Regions from separate parts of the Homo sapiens genome. Here region 1 is linked to region 2. Evidence: chromatin contacts called from ENCODE Hi-C or POLR2A ChIA-PET data. All regions are on one chromosome and are shown on one strand. Each heading gives the region's core, a stretch centred on a gene start or an enhancer-like site at or near the end of the contact. The rest is flanking DNA. Distances are from core to core; before and after follow the strand shown.

What was found. A loop is a pair of places that touch in the nucleus more often than their neighbours do. ChIA-PET counts read pairs that join two places held with the same protein, here RNA polymerase II (POLR2A). Pooled maps may share reads with other maps.
Region 1: a pooled map of psoas muscle shows a loop between it and region 2 (5-fold over the local background). The contact joins the promoter of DAO here to the enhancer-like site in region 2. A Hi-C loop is called at or near these places in 1 of 37 single-sample maps with no recorded cell type and 9 of 50 pooled maps. POLR2A ChIA-PET finds 5 or more read pairs at or near these places in 5 of 52 experiments (H1, HEK293, OCI-LY7 and 2 more).

What each region holds. Positions count from the first base shown.
Region 1 is chr12:108,878,348-108,884,038 of GRCh38, reverse strand. It overlaps DAO (D-amino acid oxidase), which reads right to left and starts at 3,947. Exons shown (of 11, transcript NM_001917.5): 1 at 3,815-3,947. RefSeq lists an enhancer at 3,570-4,187.
Region 2 is chr12:108,812,825-108,819,014 of GRCh38, reverse strand. It overlaps SSH1 (slingshot protein phosphatase 1), which reads left to right. Exons shown (of 15, transcript NM_018984.4): 4 at 702-766; 5 at 1,856-1,977. LOC101929204 (a long non-coding RNA gene) reads right to left here. Exons shown (of 4, transcript XR_945329.3): 4 at 2,670-4,649. Among named protein-coding and RNA genes, the nearest start is that of MIR619, 21 kb to the left of the region's middle. RefSeq lists an enhancer at 4,221-4,824. Within about 2 kb of position 4,539, at least 3 of the 41 ENCODE cell types and tissues checked have a DNase peak (open chromatin) inside an H3K27ac peak, as active enhancers do.

The DNA of each region.
Region 1 (5,691 bases), core at 2,698-5,197, 66 kb before region 2:
TCTGCAGGCTCCTGCTGAGGCAGAACAAGAGAATTATTTGTGCCCAGAAGAGCCAAATTCAACTTTCCCTCATCTTCACTCACAACTCTCCTCCCGCAGACCTCAGCTCCTGGCAACTCGGGCCTGTGGCCCTGGACAGCGGGACATTCTTAATATGGCCTAGTTTTATAAAGGAGGGAAAACGGCTCCAGCCCACAAGAACTGGACTCTGTTGGGGTTTCAGAAGCCAAGTTGGAGATAGAACCAACAAACAGAAAGGTATCGTTCCTCTAGGCAATTCTCCTTCCAGCTTCGAGCCCGAGCTTGGATACTGGGGCTTAGGGGACAGCCCCTCTCAGGGACCCTTGGTCTTCTCTCTTCCCTCTTCCCCCATACTTTGCCTCTGGAGACACAAGCTCTTCATCTGCAAAACAGGGTTAATCCCAATCTCACAGGGTCATTTTAAGGATTAAATAAGAAGTTTAGCAAAAGTTCTTGGTACCACGCCTGGCACAGAGTAGGCCCTCAACACACAGCAGCCTCCTTCCTGTCTCCTAGCATTTTGAAAAATCACATAGAACAAAGACATTGCAGGAACAAAAGGAGAGAGGGAGGACCAGCTGCAGTGGCTTACGCCTGTAATCCCAATACCTCGGGAGGCCGAGGCGGGTGGATCACGAGGTCAGGACTTCAAGACCAGTCTGGCCAAGATGGTGAAACCCCATCTCTACTGAAAACTACAAAAATTAGCCAGGCGCGGTGGCAGGCGCCTGTAATCCCAGCTACTCGGGAGGCTGAGGCAGGAGAATCGCTTGAACCTGGGCAGCAGAGGTTGCAGCGAGTCGAGTTCGCACCACTGCATTCCAGTCTGGGCAACAGAGCGAAATTCTGCCTCAAAAAAAAAAAGAGGAGAAGAGAAAGGCAGAGTCAGACCTGGCTTCACTTCTGCCTTGCTGTGCGACCTTGGCTAAGTTAATTCCCCTCTCTGGGCTTTTTGACTGTCTGCATAATTTCCGGAGAGCTGACCACTCTTTTTCTTTTTTTTAAGAGACAAGGTCTCACTCTGTCACCCAGGCTGGAGTGCAGTGGCACAATCATAGCTCACTGCCACCTCCAATTCCTAGGCTCAAGCAATCCTCCCCCCTCAGCCTCCCAAAGCGCTGGGCTTTCAGGTGTGTGCCACTGCACCCGCCCGCTTGACCATTTTTATATGTTAACAATGAGAAGGCAGAGGAATAAAGGGCTTTCTGTATTTTTCCTAATTCTCCATGAAGAATCTAAGAGACAGTATGGCCCAGGCTGAGAGTCAGACAGACCCAGGTTCGCAGCCTGACTTGGGCACACACCAGCCATGTAACCCTGGGCAAGTTGCTCAACTTGACTGAGTGAGGGTGACCAACCTCCCCAGCTTGCCCAGGGCTGAGGGTCCTCCCAGGATGCAGACTTTCAGACTAAAAGTCAGTGCATCAGAGTCCCAGGCAAACCAGGATGAGTTGGTTAATCCTAATCGAACCTCAGTTTCCTCATCTATAAACTTTATTTTTTCGAGACAGAGTTTCACTCTTGTCGCCCAGGCTGGAGTGCAATGGTACAATCTTGGCTCACTGCAGACTCTGCCTCCCGGGTTCAGGTGATTCTCCTGCCTCAGCCTCCTGAGTAGCTGGGATTACAGGCATGCACCAACATGCCTGGCTAATTTTTGTATTTTTAGTAGAGACAAGGTTTCACCATGTTGGCCAGGCTGGTCTCAAACTTCTGACCTCAGGTGATTTGCTGGCCTCAGACTCTCAAAGTGCTAGGATTACAGGCGTGAGCCACCATGCCCGACCTCATCTATAAACTTTTATGAGAGCTGACAAAGCTCCTTGCCTTATTGTCTCCTCACTGGAATATCAGCTCCTGGACACCCAGGTGGTGAGAGGCAGAGCCCAGGCCAGCCTGACTCATAAGCCTAGGTGCTTAAATGCCATGCTTGCCAGTAAATCACATGGTTTGAAAAATCTGAGAATCAAGCCGGTAAATAGGAACAGCTGAAGCTTCAGAGTCCTGCATTTCAAACATAAAATATAATATAAAATAAGATAAAATAAAATAAAATAAAATGCCTGTAGGAATTTTTAGAGTGTTGGTAGGAATAGAATGGAAAATCAAAAAGGCCGGGCACAGTGGCTCACGTCTTTAATTCCAGCACTTTGGGAGGTCGAGGCTGGCAGATCACTTGAGGTCGGGAGTTCAAGACCAGCCTGGCCAATATGGTGAAACCCTGTCTCTACAAAAATACAAAAAAATTAGCTTGGCATGGTGGTGCACGCCTGAAATTCCAGCTACTCGGGAGGCCGAGGCAGGAGAATCCCTTGAACCTGGGAGGTGGAGATTGCAGTGGGCAGAAATCATGCCATTGCACTCCAGCCCAGGTGACAAGAGTGAAACTCTGTCAAAAAAAAAAAAAAAAAAAAAATTTAAAAGGAAAAAAGTGTGAGTCCTAAGTCAATTATCTTTTTTTAAAAAAATTCAAGATATGAGTCAAAGTTGACACTGATTATAGCAACGTGTGTGTGTGTGTGTGTGTGTGTGTGTGTGTGTGTTTTAAAATACAAAATAAATGCATGAGGTCCTCATGACAAGCCAGAGACAGATTGTCAGATGTGGCAGATCCAGCCTTAGGTAAAATCATTCATGCGTGTAGGTAATGAGCTTTTGGACTTAAACGCACCCAGCTCAGTTATTCGGTTGGACATTTTCGTGTTGTTGCTGATGTTTTTATTAGTGTTGCCGTTCTCCTCTGTTTTACATCATTACTTCAACCCAGCAAGCTTGGAGTATGTATCCCAGAAGATGCAAACAGCTGGGATTATTATATTTGTGTGTGTGTGTGTGTGTGTGTGTGTGTGTGTGTGATTAGAATGTCTGTGTAAGTGTGGAGCAGGAAGGGAACCAATGTATTTTGGTCTCTGCCACTTGCCAGACACCTGTAGATGCAGTACCGACATAATCCTCTCAATCCTCTCAACTGCTCTAGGAAGTAGGGAAGGTTACCGCCCTCATTCTGGAGGCTGGGACTGAGGTTTAGGGAGGAGAAGTCACCCACCCAAGGTTACGCAGTCAGTATGGGACAGCATTCGGACCTAGACCCAGTTCTATCGGCGCTTTCTGCACTGCTCCAAAAAAATATTTAGGCAGTTGGCATGCAGTTGCCACTTGATGCTTTCTGCTTGTCTTTCAGTCTTGCATTTATCTGCCTAGGACCTCCCTTGTCCCCTAGAAGGCAATCTGAGACAGCTGATGCCTTTGATTGCTATGTGCCCATAGCAAAGAATATGAAAGACTTCTTTTTAAAAAAAAAAATCAGTAAGCCAGAGATGAGGCATTTGAATGAACATAATTAGTTCTCCCTGGTTGCACCACACGGCTACTTCTCATGAAGTTATTTGCAGAGTTTATCCTTGAAATGGAACAGAAGCTATAAAAGTTTGAGAACCAGCCTACCAACTCCCCCACCAAAAATAATAATAACTACCATTTGAGTACTTGCTATGTGCCTAGATCTGCTCTAAGCACTTTACATGCACCACCTCTTTTAACACTCAGACTCACGCTGTAAGAGGGGAGTTATGATCCCCATGTTCCAGGTGAAGAAACTGAGGCTTGGGGAGGGAAAAATCACTTACCTATGGTCTCTCTGCTGGATGTTTGAGAGGCTGGATCTCTCCTTTCCTGTCACCTGCCTTAGGCTGTAATGTTGAGCCCTGTCTTTGACATTGGGAGGACATGAAATCCTTTGCCTCTCCCCTCTCCCAACCCCTGTCCCCAGCTCAAAGGTGCATCTGCCACTCACCGGAAGTACCAAACTGCTGGAGAGACCAGACAACTGCAGTGCGGGGACACAGGATGCTATTTCCTGAGGGGAAGCTCCTGATTCTGGAGCGTCTTGTTTCCAGCCCTCTGTCCGCCAGCCCGGACTGGAGTGCAGGGTCAAAGTCTGGAGCTATGGACAGGGCACGGCTTGAGGGGTGGGGCTCGGCACTGCACTGCCCACAGAGACTGGACCCAGGCCCGGCCGGGAGACCTCGCTCCCAGTCCCTGAAAAGTTGCCTGACTTTTCTGGCTGATCTCAAGCCCCTGTGGACAGGCCTTGGGGGAAGGAGGGAGGGCAGGCATTCTTGGAGGGTTGATGAGCACAAGAAGGTCTGTCTCTCTGGCCAGCTGGAGAGGATCCCCTTTCTTCCTTCTTCCTGCTGCCACCCTGGGGGAGGGTCAGGACGTTCCATGGGGCACTGTAGGCCTGGCCTGCGGTGGGGGTGGTCAGCCTGGCAGCCCCTGAGGGGAAAGGAGAGGCACAGGACAGGGGCTCCCTGGGCCAGCCCGATGCCATTCCAGGACGCTGGGGAGATGAGGCCAAGGAGAGACTGGAGGTGACGCCTGTGTGGGCCATGAGGATGCGTGGCTCTTTGCTCCCGTATCCCAGAGACGCAAGCAGCAGGACTCCAGGCCCTTCCTCTGCCAGGGATAAACATGGAGCTGTGATTTTTAGAGCCCAGAGATCTGCAGGCACCTCACTGTACAGATGGGAAGACTGAGGCCTGAGAGAGAGGGACCAACCAGCCCTGAGGGAGGCATTCTTTGGGTCAGCTTTAGCAATCCAGCCTCTAACACCTGCCTTTAGTATCATCAAATAAAAAGACGAAGATGAAATAAGAAAATGCATGCAAAATACTCACTGCATAGTATTTTTTCCTTTTTTAAAAGAGGGTCGGCTGGGCACAGTGCCTCACACCTGTAATTCTGACACTTTGGGAGGCCATGGTGGGTGGATCACCTGAGGTCAGGAGTTCGAGACCAGCCTGGCCAACATGGCGAAACCCCGTCTCTACTAAAATTACAAAAAATCAGCCAGGAGTGGTGGGGTGTGCCTGTAATCCTGGCTACACAGGAGGCTGAGGCAGGAGAATTGCTTGAACCTGGTGGGTGGAGGTAGCAGTGAGCCAAGATGGCACCACTGCACACTCCAGCCTGGGCTACAGAGCGATACTCTGTCTAAAAAAAAAAAAGAAAACAAAAAAAAAGAAAAAGAAAAGATAACAGACAGGGTCAGGCCAGGCGCAGTGGCTCTTGCCTGTAATCGCAGCACTTTGGGAGGCCGAGGTGGATGGATCACTTGAGGTTAGGCGTTTGAGACCAGCCTGGCTAACATGTTGGTGAAACCCTATCTCTACTAAAAATACAAAAATTAGCCGGCCGTGGTGGCACATGTCCGTAATCTCAGCTACTCGGGAGGCTGAGGCAAGAGAATCACTTGAACTGGGAGGCGGAGCTTGCAGTGAACCAAGATCAAGCCACTGCACTCTAGCCTGGGTGACAGAGTGAGACCCAGTCTCAAAAAACAAAAAAAAAAAAAAAAAAAAGAGAGAGAGAGAGAGAGAGGATCTCACTCTGTCACCCAGGCCAGAGTGCAGTGGCGCCTTGAACTCCTGCGCTCAAGCAATCCTTCTGCTTCAGCCTAGCCAGGACTACAGATGCATGCCATAACACCCAGCCAAATTACTTACTTTTTGTAAAGACAGGGTCTTGCTATTTTGCCCAAGCTGGTCTCAAACTCCTGGCCTCAAGCAATCATCCCACCCCGACCTCCCAAAGGGTTGGGATTACAGGCATAAGCCACCACGCTATGACATATTTTTTTTTCTTCAATAATAAAAAATGGATAGGGTGAAA
Region 2 (6,190 bases), core at 3,290-5,789:
TGGGAGGCTGAGGCGTGCAGATCACTTGAGGTCAGGAGTTCGAGACCAGCCTGGCCAACATGGTGAAACTCCATCTCTACTATAAATACAAAAATTAGCCGGGTCTGGTGATGGGCACCTGTAATCCCAGCTACTTAGGAGGCTGAAGCAGAAGAATCTGTTGAATCCAGGAGGCGGAGGTTGCAGTGAGCTGAGATCGTACCACTGCACTCCAGCCTGGGTGACAGTGCGAGACTCTGTATAGAAGAAGAAGTTGTTTGAAGAGGAAACGTGATGCTCTGTCCTTTTTCTCTAATGATTAACTCTTAGCAAATGCCTTACTTCCAGCCACAGCTGTCGTTTCTAGGCACCCCAACCTGCCGAGTAACATTGGCTTGAATGAAATAACATTTTTCTCTAGGCTTGCCTGTATTTTTCACATTTTGTATTTGGAAACCTATACTGTATGTATTTCAGGAAATAAGAGCAACTTTTAACAACATGACAGTAAGCTCCATGTCACCCATCCACGTCGCACAGTATTCAGAGTGGTGTAAGAGAAATTCAGACTTGAAGTTTTTGTGGTGATTCTCCTGTGGTGTAGGTAGACAAATTTTAACTTCTCAATCTTTTTCCAAGCCCTCAAAGTCAGCCTTTCAGAGGTTTTTTTTCCTAGAGAGTAGGTAAGAGACCTTTTAAAGCTTTCTTTATTGGTCCAACAGGTGATCTGCCTCAACATCTTCAGGTGATGATCAACCTTCTGCGTTGCGAAGACAGAATCAAGCTGGTAAGAAGCAGTGAGAATGTCAAGTTAAAAAATTTTTTTTTAATTTTTGTGAGATGAGGGTCTTGCTCTGTTGCCCAGGCTGGAGTGCAGTGGCATGATCTTAGCTCACTACAGCCTCAAACTCCTGGGTTCAAGCAATCTTCCCACCTCAGCCTCCTGGATAGCTGGGACTACAAGTGTGTACCACCCTGCCTTATTTTTAAAAAAATTTTGTGGATATGGGGTCTTGCTATTTTGCCCAGGCTGGTCTTGAACTCCTGGCCTCAAATGATTCTCCTGCCTCTGCCTCCCAAAGTCCTGGAGTTATAGGTGTAAGCCACCGTGCCCAGCCAGCAAGTTTTAATTTTTAATTGTGAAACCTGGTGGGGAACCATTCGTGAATGATAAGGGGAAAAGCTTTTAGGTTACAACAAATTCTCAAATTGTGCACTAAAGCCAAAGCCAGGTTGACTCCTCAGTTCCCCAGAGGGGCGGGAGGAGGGATGAAACAGGTCTCCACGGCAGTTAAATAAGCTAAATACGAACTTTCTTTGGATTTCATGTGTTCACTGATTTCTTGCATTTTGGGTGATTCCTCTGAGCCAGGCGGCGTCCCTGGTGCTACAGAGAGAAACGAGGCCTGGTTCCTGCTGTCAAGAACTTCCGCTTTGTGTTTTGTTGTGTTGTTGTTGTTTGAGACAGAATCTCACTCTGTCGCTCTGGCTGGCATGTGGTGGCATGATCTCAGCTCACTGCAACCTCCGCTTCCCGGGTTCAAGAGATTCTCGTGCCTCAGTCCCCTGAGTAGCTGGGATTACAGGCGCACGCCACCATGCCCAGCTAATTTTTGTATTTTTAGTAAGAGATGGGGTTTTGCCATGTTGGCCAGGCTGGTCTCGAACTCCTGACCTCAAGTGATCTGCCTACCTTGGCCTCCCAAAGTGCTGGGATTACAGGCCTGAACCACCATGCCCAGCCAAGAATTTTCTCTTCATTTTTAACTCCCAGAGGGAAAGGTAGAACACTGAAAGTGTTGATCTTGCATTGGAGATGGGAGGGAGGCACCACCTCCAAAGGCAGGTTAGTGAGAGCATGTCTGCCCTGTTCCAGGCAGTGCGCCTGGAGAGCGCCTGGGCGGACCGGGTCCGGTACATGGTGGTGGTGTACAGCAGCGGGCGCCAGGACACCGAGGAGAATATCTTGCTGGGAGTGGACTTTTCCAGTAAGGAAAGGTGAGTCTGATGGGCTAGGTGTTCCCTTCTGTGAGGGAGGCAAGAGTTGCTGCTGGACAAAGCATTCCATGGTCCCATATCCATCAGAGGTGGGAGAGGGCTGCGTCCTGATGGAGAGCCTGGGGAGTCGAGCCACTGGGAACACTAGGGTGTGCCATTTCAGCTCTCTGTGCCAGGCACCGTGCCAGCTCCAGGCTGTGCTCTCAGAACTCAGTCAATTGAGAGGACAGAAAGTTATGCTGTTTGCTTAGAGAGGTTTTACACCAGCTGCTATAGAGTGGGGCACCTTAGCCAGAAATGCTTCCTGAAGGAGGTGACAACAACGCCGAACCCAGAAGGCCAAACCAGAGTCTGCCAAGGGAAGCAGGGAGACCCTCTCAGGCAGAGGGGCCCGGGGAGAAGTATGGAGATTGGTGGGCCTCGCCTCAGACACCTCACCCCACAGTGATACTCCACTGATTCCCAAGTACTTCATGGCAGGTCCTAGTCAGAGGCTTGAAGTGTAGCTTGTAATTTCCCACTAACTGGAGGCCAAGTAAGTTAGAGCATTGACCCCAAGATGCGTGTGAAATGAGGGTGGAGTCACTCCCCTGACATCACAAGATAAATGAATGCCTGTGAGATCATTGCAAAACCTGGATTTGTTAAAACTAGATTAGATTCCCTTTATTCATCATTCATTCATCGACTCATTCATTAAGCATATGATTTATTTGCATTCTCCTGTGTATGAGGCAATGGGCTAGGCCCAGGTAAACAAAGAAGCAACAGTACACACAGTTCTTGGCCTCAGAGAGCTTCTAAGTGAGCATGGAAGACAGTCACAACCAGATAGGAGGGAGAGAGTGACCGAGAGGTGCTGGGGTTTTGTGAGACCACAGGAGGGGGTGACTGTTGAGAGCACCTGGCAGGACCTTTCTGGCAGGAGTGAAGCCTAAGCCGACTCTTAACGGGCAAGTGGGCAGTCAGGCGAGCTCTAGGGTGGAGGCGGAGCAGCAAGGTGCATTTGAGGAGCATTTGAGGCAGAATCAACAGCAGAAACCAGTCAGGGAGGCCGTGAGTGTCACGGTAACAGTATGGTCTTGTCTTGTTCCCATGAGAGCTTCTGTAAGTCACATGCTAGCGACTGAGACTTTGATGCTTGTTAGAAGGAGATGAATAAAAAAGGGAGGACATTTCTTTTATGACATGGCCCCCACCCCCGCAGTACATAATAAATAGCACTATGAGAAAGTTTCCTGTGACACATGTAGAAGATGGAGTTGGGGCTGGCCTCTGTGGCCTTGGGGTGGTTGGGAACCTGGGGCTAGAAGAACCTGTAGCATAGGAGGTGTTCGGATGTGAGCTCTGAAGAGCCACTTGGAGACTGGAGGGCATGGTCCATTAGGATGGGGTGCCACCAGGCAGGTGCTCTCAGAAATGCCCAGAGCCCCATCTATTTGGCCATTATCTGTACGGTTCTGAGGCATAGCGGTGTTTAGTGTTTGACCGTCTTGCGGTTGTAATTGTTCTTCCAGTGACTGTCTAGCTTTTCTGAATCTTTCTGAGGCAGGGACTTCCCTCGCAAGTGTGGCCTGTTCCAATAATGCTTTCTGATCCCGAACGGAAATCGGCCTCCCATGGCCTGTGCCCAATGTCTTGATCCTAACCGTGGGAGCAGTGTGGAAGCCCAGTCCTCCTGACTGTAGAGTACAGCACACCTACAAAATGCCTCTGTGAACATCTCATTTAACCCCTTCATCCCCCTGGGGTGGGTAGTGCTACCTCAGATTTTACACATGACAGTCAGAAGCTCACGAGGCTGCAGTGATTACCCCAGGGTCATCCCGGTTAGTGGCCGGGCTGGGACTTGGAGGCAGGGCTTTTCCTGTCGACCTGCTGAATGAGTAGATGCCACTCATTCTTTCCCAGCAGGCTGCAGCTCTCTTCCTGTACACCACCTTGCTCATTCATTCACTCCTAGGTTTATCATGTATGGACTTGCTAGCTCTTTCCCTGTGCCGGGCGCCCCGCCAGGTGCTGGGGCCACATCAGGGAGCACGGCAGACACACCTACAGTCTCACAGAGCTCACAGGCCAGCAGTCACGGGCATGCCTTAGATGCCCACATGCGCATCCCACTCCGCTGCTGCCTGGCTGGAGGAGACTGGCCCGTGCGCTCGTCCGCACCGCCCCCATGGCGCTCTTCCTTCCCACCCTCTCCTCCCTTTGCCTCCCCTCGGCACCCCGACTTCAGTTCTCCCAGGTCCCTCTCCCTGTGGTTCCCTCGCCTCTCCTGCATGCTCTTCCCTCAAGTTCGAGTCTCTGCACCCTCTGAGCAGGAGCCACGGCCCACCTGTGGGCACCGACCCCAAGGCCAGGGCAGGTCTCTGAGGTTGGAGAGGGCGGTTGAGAGGCCACCCAAGATGAGCAGGGGCCTGATGGGAACCGGAACTAAGCAGTCTTTCCTGTCGCTGGGCCTGACACAGCTGCCTTCTGTGCCCAGGGAATCCCGGGGGCTGGGAACTGGGCCTTCTCCTGCAGCTCCCACATTGCCCGGGCACCAGGCTGTTGTCTTCCTTCCTGGCTTGAAAAAAAGTCCAGGTCCCCGCCAGAAGCCTTTGGCCTGCTGAGGGAGCAATGTACTTGTTTTTTCTAAATTCCTTCCTTGGGATTTTATTTTTTTATTCCCCCTGCCAAAAAAAAAAAGGAAGAGACAAGCATTACCCCCAAAGGGCATCTTCATAAGAGTCCAACGCTTCTCCAGAAGGCAGCATTGGAATGGCGGCTCCTGCAGCAGGCTTGCGCACTCTCAAAGTTTTTGTTTTTGTTTTTAAGATGGGGTCTCACTCTATCACCCAGGCTGGAGTGTAGTGGCACGATCTTGGCTCACTGCAACCTCTGCCTCCCGCGTTCAAGCGATTCTCCTGCCTCAGTCTCCTGAGTAGCTGGGATTACAGGCATGCACCACCATGCCTGGAAAGTTTTTGTATTTTTAGTAGAGACAGGGTTTCACCATGTTAGCCAGGCTGGTCTCGAACTACTGACCTCAAGTGATCCACCCTCCTCGGCCTCCCATAGTGCTGGGATTACAGGCGTGAGCCACTGTACCCGGCCTCACTCAGAGTCTTATATCTGCATACGCATCCTGGGAAGACCAGAGCAGCCATGCCACCTTAGGGTTCAATCGTGGATTCTATTCTCTTCTCTTCTTTCTTTTCCTGTTTTCCCTATCCCCTTCCCCTTCGCTTCCCTTCCCTTTCACCTTCCCTTCCCCTTCCCTTCCCTTCCCCTCCCCTCCCCTCCCCTCCCCTTCCCTTTCCTTCCTTTTTTTTTTTTTTTTTTAATTTGGAGACAGGATCTCGCTCTGTCACCCAGGCTGGAGTGGTGAAATCAAGGCTCATTGCAGCCTCAACCTCCCAGAATCAATCATTTCTCCTACCTCAGCCCCCTGAGTAGCCGAGGCCACAGGCACATGCCACCATTCCCAGCTAATTTTTTTTTATATATAATTTTTAAAAAAATCACTATTGCCCAGGCTGGTCTCAAACTCCTGGGCTCAAGCAGTCCTCTTGTCTCCACCTCCCAAAGTGCTGGGATTACAGGTATGAGCCACCACACCCGAGCAGGATTATGTTTTCGATTCGGATTGGGAACATTTTGAATGCCATGAGTGTACACCACCATCCACACATCAGTGTTTTGCCATTGGTGAAGGACTCCACGATGGGGTCTTGGAACAGGCTGGTCTCCTGCCTGGACCTCCAGACCCATCTGGCTTCTCTGTTCCCGCCATACAGGCCCTAGGAACTTGGAGCCTGCTTTCTTCTTCTGCAATTGCTCCCACCCACTTTATCCTTTGGGGTCACTCTTCCTCTAAAAAGATTCAGCTTCCCTTACTATGTATCCCTTTCCTGCTTCCCATGTATGCTCCCCAGGTGGAGACAAGAGGACTGCTTGAGCCCAGGAGTTTAAGACCAGCCTGGGCAATATAGTGGGGCCTTATCTGTACAAAAAAGTTTTTTTTAAAAAGCTGGGCATAGTGGCATGTGCCTGTGGTCCTAGCTACTCAGGAGGCTGAGGTGGGAGGATTGATTAGGCCCTGGAGGTCGAGGCTGCAGTGAGCTGTGATTACACCACTGTATTCCAGCCTGGGCAACGGAGCAAGACTCTGGCTCAAAAAAAAAAAAAAAAGAAAAGAAAAATATGCTTCCCATGGGTCTTCCTTCCTTGT